Regions from separate parts of the Homo sapiens genome. Here region 2 is linked to region 1. The links are chromatin contacts, found by Hi-C or POLR2A ChIA-PET in ENCODE. All regions are on one chromosome and are shown on one strand. The core of a region is the stretch at or near the end of the contact, and the rest is flanking DNA. Distances in the headings are between cores, read along the strand shown.

The links. A loop is a pair of places that touch in the nucleus more often than their neighbours do. ChIA-PET counts read pairs that join two places held with the same protein, here RNA polymerase II (POLR2A). Pooled maps may share reads with other maps.
Region 2: a map of naive thymus-derived CD4-positive, alpha-beta T cell shows a loop between it and region 1 (2.1-fold over the local background). The contact joins two enhancer-like sites. A Hi-C loop is called at or near these places in 1 of 168 maps with a recorded cell type or tissue (naive thymus-derived CD4-positive, alpha-beta T cell) and 2 of 50 pooled maps. POLR2A ChIA-PET finds 5 or more read pairs at or near these places in 2 of 52 experiments (GM12878 and activated naive CD4-positive, alpha-beta T cell).

The regions. Positions count from the first base shown.
Region 1 is chr7:129,646,029-129,649,037 of GRCh38, reverse strand. All of the region lies in intron 1 of NRF1 (nuclear respiratory factor 1), which reads right to left. Among named protein-coding and RNA genes, the nearest start is that of NRF1, 36 kb to the right of the region's middle. Within about 2 kb of position 1,282, at least 2 of the 41 ENCODE cell types and tissues checked have a DNase peak (open chromatin) inside an H3K27ac peak, as active enhancers do.
Region 2 is chr7:129,688,967-129,691,867 of GRCh38, reverse strand. NRF1 (nuclear respiratory factor 1) reads right to left here. Exons shown (of 11, transcript NM_005011.5): 5 at 1,322-1,462. Among named protein-coding and RNA genes, the nearest start is that of NRF1, 79 kb to the right of the region's middle. Within about 2 kb of position 1,412, at least 2 of the 41 ENCODE cell types and tissues checked have a DNase peak (open chromatin) inside an H3K27ac peak, as active enhancers do.

The DNA.
Region 1 (3,009 bases), core at 33-2,532:
AAATCCATTTGACCTAGGATAATTCTCTTTCAAAGAGTGTATGAGTGATGATATCAGACATGGAAAGAAAAAAAATACCCTCCCACACCACTGGGCTCTACAGTTGAAAAAAAAAAAAAATGAAGCTATAGTTGTACATGTAGTTCCATCTCCAGACCCCGACTACAGACCAAAATACAGAAAATGAAATATAATACAAAACAGCAGGTAAAAGTTATGAACCATGACAATGAAAAAGCAAAGATAAGGCTGACAGAAATTTGGAGGCGGGAGAGGGACAGAAAGGTGGAAGAATGGCTAGGAGTATAGAGTATTAATATCCTATCCTTACATGGTGAGGGAGTCAGGAGACATTATTAGCAGGAGATGGAAACAGTATTACAATGTAACTATCAAAAGTACAAGGGAAAGGAAAAGTACTAAAAAAATAAGTACCTTATATTCCATAAAAGAAAGTCAAGCTGGGTGTGGTGGCTCACGCCTGTAATCTCAGCACTTTGGGAGGCTGAGAAGGGCGGATCACGAGGTCAGGAGGTAGAGACCATCCTGGCTAACACGGTGAAACCCCGTCTCTACTAAAAATACAAAAAGTTAGCCGGGCGTGGTGGCGGGCACCTGTAGTCCCAGCTACTCGGGAGGCAGAGGCAGGAGAATGGCGTGAACCCGGGAGGCGGAGCTTGCAGTGAGCCGAGATTGTGCCACTGCACTCCAGCCTGGGCGACAGAGCGAGACTCCTTCTCAAAAAAAAAAAAAAAAAAAAAAAGTCAATAATGCCCATTTGATAAATCAAGAAATAGTGGTATAGACATATTATTTAGAGTTATGGAGGCATTACTGTTTGATGATACTATAAACAAAACAGTTAAACTATAAACAAAAAACAGCTAATTGTCTCTGAAAAGTGGGACTCGGGATGGGGAAAGAGTGGCAAAAGACTATTGATTTTTATTGTAAGTCCTTCTATTTCATCTTTTATTATATGAATGTATTACTTTGACTTTTAACAAAATGAGCTTTAAAAACAAATAGCTATGATATAGTCTTCCAAACTGATCCTTTTGAAAATTAAAATTAAATGACATGTTAGAGCAAACTGTCACTAGATAAATAAAGCTCCCTTCTTACGTTAAGAACTGAGAACAGCACAGTTCAAGTTTAGAAGTGGCCTTGCCTTGAGGAAGACAAACTCCTAATTTGCGGCATCTAAAACTAACAAAATTGTATGACTAATCAAATATTTTTCATACCAATAGGTTAACTTTGTAAATATTCCTTAATACTAATAACACGATAATCCAGTTAACAATGATGCTTTTATATAATGCTTAAGAAAAATAAGCTTTGGGCTGGGCGTGGTGGCTCACGCCTGTAATCCCAGCACTTTGGGAGGCCAAGGCTGGGGGATCGCGAGGTCAGAAGTTTGAGACTAGCCTGACCAACATGGTGAAACCCTATCTCTACTAAAAATACAAAAATTAGCCAGGGGTGGTGGCTTTAATTCCAGCTATTCTGGAGGCTGAGACAGGAGAATCACTTAAACCTGGGAGTCGGAGGTTGCAGTGAGCAAAGATCGCACCACTGCACTCCAGCCTGGGCAACACAGCGAGACTCTGTCTCAAAAAAAAAAAAAAAAGCAAGAAAAGAAAAAAAAGCTTTACCACACAACTTCATAATGACTTAGGGATGAGTGGATGATTTTATGAAAATACTGTAAGCGCCAGGCATGGTGGCTCATGCCCGTAATCCCGAGAGGCCAGAGGCGGGCAGATCGCGAGGTCTGGAGTCAGCCGGGCCAACATGGTAAAACCCCGTCTCTACTAAAGATACAAAAAATTAGCCGGACATGGTGGCACATGACTGTAATCCCAGCTACTCTGGAGACTGAGGCAGGAGAATTGCTTGAACCCGGGAGGCGGAGGTTGCAGTGAGCCAAGATCGCGCCACTGCATTCTCCAGCCTGGGCGACAGGGTGCGACTCCATCTCGAAGAAAAAAAGAAAAGAAAATACTGTAAGCTCACTGAAGTCAGGGCTCGGGTCCATAAAGTCTCTATGAATAGATCTATCATAATGTGCTCTTTGATAAATGATTGTGGGTAATCAGCTGCACATTTTAATAACTAAAGCTACACCCAGGCAGTTACAGTTTCTGTAACTCTCCTACAAGGTTATGCTTGCTGTTTATCTCTCTCTCTCCGTCTCACTTCCAAGCCCTGTCTTCTATTCTTGTCAGAGTTGCACTATTCCTCGCTCTGGGGCTGAGCCTGCCAACCATGTTTTCCAGACTTTACTGCCAGTATCCTGTTAGGTTTTGCCTAGGGAGACTGGAAGGGGAGAGAAGAAGGGATTTCTTTGCTGTTTTCATTGTTATAATATCAGCATTGCTCCAGCAAGAGGAGTGTTGCACCTCCCAACTCCAGCTGTGCCTCTTCTCTCCTGGTGGTTGAGTACCAGCTGAATGGCATTCCACTAGGAGATCAGATTACCAGCTGCAGGAGGACCTCTCTGAGCTTCCAGGTTCTTCTCTTCTGTTCCCCCAAACCTAGGGGTGGTAGTGCTTCCTATCTGGATTACCCCAGTGTCTTTTGTGCTCTTTCATCTTGTAACACCTGTGTACCCAGTTCCCAGAATTAAATTATCTGAAATGCCACACATGGTTTTCTAGGCCCCGATTAATACTTAAAGAAGAAAATACATACTTGCATTCAAAATTACTCATACAGTGCTGGTAAGCAGCAATCCGGGATTCTCATACCCTCAATAAAGAAGTGATGTAAAAAATGAAGCCCATTTTTACAAGACTACAATTAGAGTTTCTGTTTTCAGACACTGATGAATCTCAAATTTAATGAATCATTAAAAAGATGCTAAGCTATAGAGTATAAAATGTCTCACAGGCCTGGCGCGGTGGCTCACGCCTGTAATCCTAACACCTTGGGAGGCAGGTGGATCAGCTGAGGTCAGAAGTTCAAGACCAGCCTGGCCAACATGATGAAACCCTGTCTCTACTA
Region 2 (2,901 bases), core at 163-2,662, 43 kb before region 1:
GTAAGAAGAGGAAGAGGGGCCCCAGAAGGGATGAGGGGAGCACCTAGTGAAGGATGAGGATCTTCAGAAGAGGGTGTGGTCAAGAGACAGAGAGAAGATGCTTTAAGGAGTAATCAACTATGTCAAATGCTGCTGAAGACTGAATAAGATAAGGAAAAAAACCTGACAAGTGGATTTAGCAAGATAGAAGTAAATTAATAAAGAAATAGGGTGGGCTGGGTGTGGTGGCTCACGCCTGTAATCCCAGCACTTTGGGAGGCCGAGGCAGGCGGATCACATGAGGTCAGGAGTTTGAGACGATCCTGGCTAACACAGCAAAACCCCATCTCTACTAAAAAAACAAAAATTAGCCAGGTGTGGTAGCCCGCACCTATAATCACAGCTATTCGGAGGCACGAGTAGCGCTTGAACCCAGGAGGCGGAGGTTGCAGTGAGCCAAGATCACACCACTGCCCTCCAGCCTGGGCCACAGCTCGAGACTCTGTCTCAAAAAAAAAAAAAAATAATAATAATAATAAATAAATAAATAGGGTGGGAAAATATGTTAAAAAGGTGTTTGATTTTGATGAAGCTAAACTAAAAATATATAAAGGGGATAATTTCATAAAAATTACTAAGGTATGCTGATTTATCATGCTAAGTACATTTTTGACTTCCCTTCTTAAAGGAAGAGGAAATCAGGCTGGCACAGTGGCTCATGCCTGTAATCCCAGCACTTTGGGAGGCTGAGGCAGGAGGATCGCTTGAGCCTAGGAGTTTGAGATCAGCCTGGGCAACACAGTGAGACCCTCATCTTTAGAAATCGTAAAATTTAAATAAAAATTTTAAAAAGGAAGAGGAAATCAACGACTCAGAAGACTGTCACTCTGACTTTTACATTCTTGCGGAAGGAAGCTGTACTTAGTAATAATTATGGAAGTATTTAGAATTTACATTGAAAGAGGAGCAGAGCAGCCCGAGGGCTAAAAGTTTACTTGGCTACCTTGACTGTGATTCATTAAACTCCTAATGTTCTTTTGTTCAGACCAACCCCAAGCTAAAAGTTTTTTTGTTTTTTTTTAAATCCAACCCAAAGGCCCAAGTGAAAGGGAAAAAAAAACTGCCAGAAGAAAGAGGAGACCACAGCCATGCCCTTGGTTGGGAGCACTTTTCTGGCACTATAATGTCTTTTCCAAGGCTGCTACTGTTTCACTACAAGACTCCAGTCAGCATCTCACTCCCTGGTCAGATCACTGAGGACAAAATGCAGAAAAGTGATCAGAGGCCCGCCCACACCTGTGCCACTTGTCTTTGAGTCTCCTCCTCACCTCCCACCCCTCACCTGGGTCATTTTGTCCACAGAGACTGGAATTCCGTCGATGGTGAGAGGCGGCAGTTCTGAGTTAACCTCCTGTGGCGCAGGGGCGTGTTCTGCCAGAGCAGACTCCAGGTCTTCCAGGATCATGCTCTTGTACTTACGCACCTGCAGGGAATTAAGGGCAGAAGTAAACAAGATGCCCAACAACCAGGGAGGATTGGTGCCAAGCAACAAGAGAGTGGGTGGGGCTGGCCTTCCTGAGCCATTGCATAGCCTTAAAAACAAACACTTCTACAAGCAAATAAAAATACCCACTGGTCCCAAAGACATCATACTGAACATAATTAAATGAAAAGATGATGAAATTGCAGGTAACAACAATAGAAGAGAGCCAGTGAAAAAATTTTCCAGAAATACTGCTTCTTAGTCAAAATCACATTTTCTCAATGAGGGTGCCATTGCCTGTTCCAGGTCTAACAGGCATGGTATTCATGGTTCTGCATTTCCCAGGCCATTGCTTGAACAACCAGCTGTGGCAGCTCATCACCAAAATCATTTTCAAGATCTTCAAGGACTTACATTTCTAAAACTTAAAGTAACCAATTCATTCAAAACTGCTGCTACATTCCTGCAAAGCCAGACTACCAAACAGACAGGAGATTCAAGCATACAAGAGACTGGACTGAAAAGAATCAGAGAAAAAAAACTGATAGGTGTATGTTGTAGCTGAGTGCCACTACTGGTAAGGCCCGGGCCAAAGGGAGCCCCATAGGTCAAATCTCCCTTGCTTCTGGTAGGGCTTGGTGACAGAAGTGAACCTCCAACCCATGACGCCTTTAGCTCTAGCCCAGGTTGGAACCAGATATTGTTGTTCGTTGTCTGCATTCCCACTACTGCCAGTTACATGTCTCAACTTAACAGTAACACACTGGACATGCACACATTCGATCATGAACAGAAAGGGTGGACAGACGCTGGGTCTTCCAACCACCAATATAATGGGTTCATCTGAATGCCTGGAACTTGGGAGAGGAAAAAATGGGTTCATTCACTTAGGAGAATACACAAGGGGTATGAGGATACCTCTGGGAATAACAAAGAAGCCATGGAATTATGGAAATGTGACAAGTGGGCTAGGAAATTAACTTGCTTTCTGGGCTCAAGGCACTATTTTAGGGAAACAAATGGAAGAGAAAATGAGGTTTGACTAGAAGTTCCAGCAATGTTTGAATCCTGGGTTGTCTGCTGAGTGGGCTGGACTCTATACACTTCCTTATAAATACCTCATTATGTGGATTAAAAAAGAAAAATTCCCATACTCTACCCCAAGCATCTGGAAAAATAAATATTATTACTGGCTACATGGTGCAACTTCTGCAGTTGAAGAATCCTCCAAATAGGTCAATAACTAAGGGGATAAGAGAAAAATAGCACAAACTGGTAGACTCATTATCTTTCCAGAGATTCAGTTGTATCCTGGTCTCTAATAAAAAATAAAGTTTCAAAAATTATTGCCATTATATTTATTGCAACATAAGCAGCTGATGTTGCCACAGCAACTTTACAGGATTGTATTTTCTGCTATGTTCCTGTAGTCTAGATAG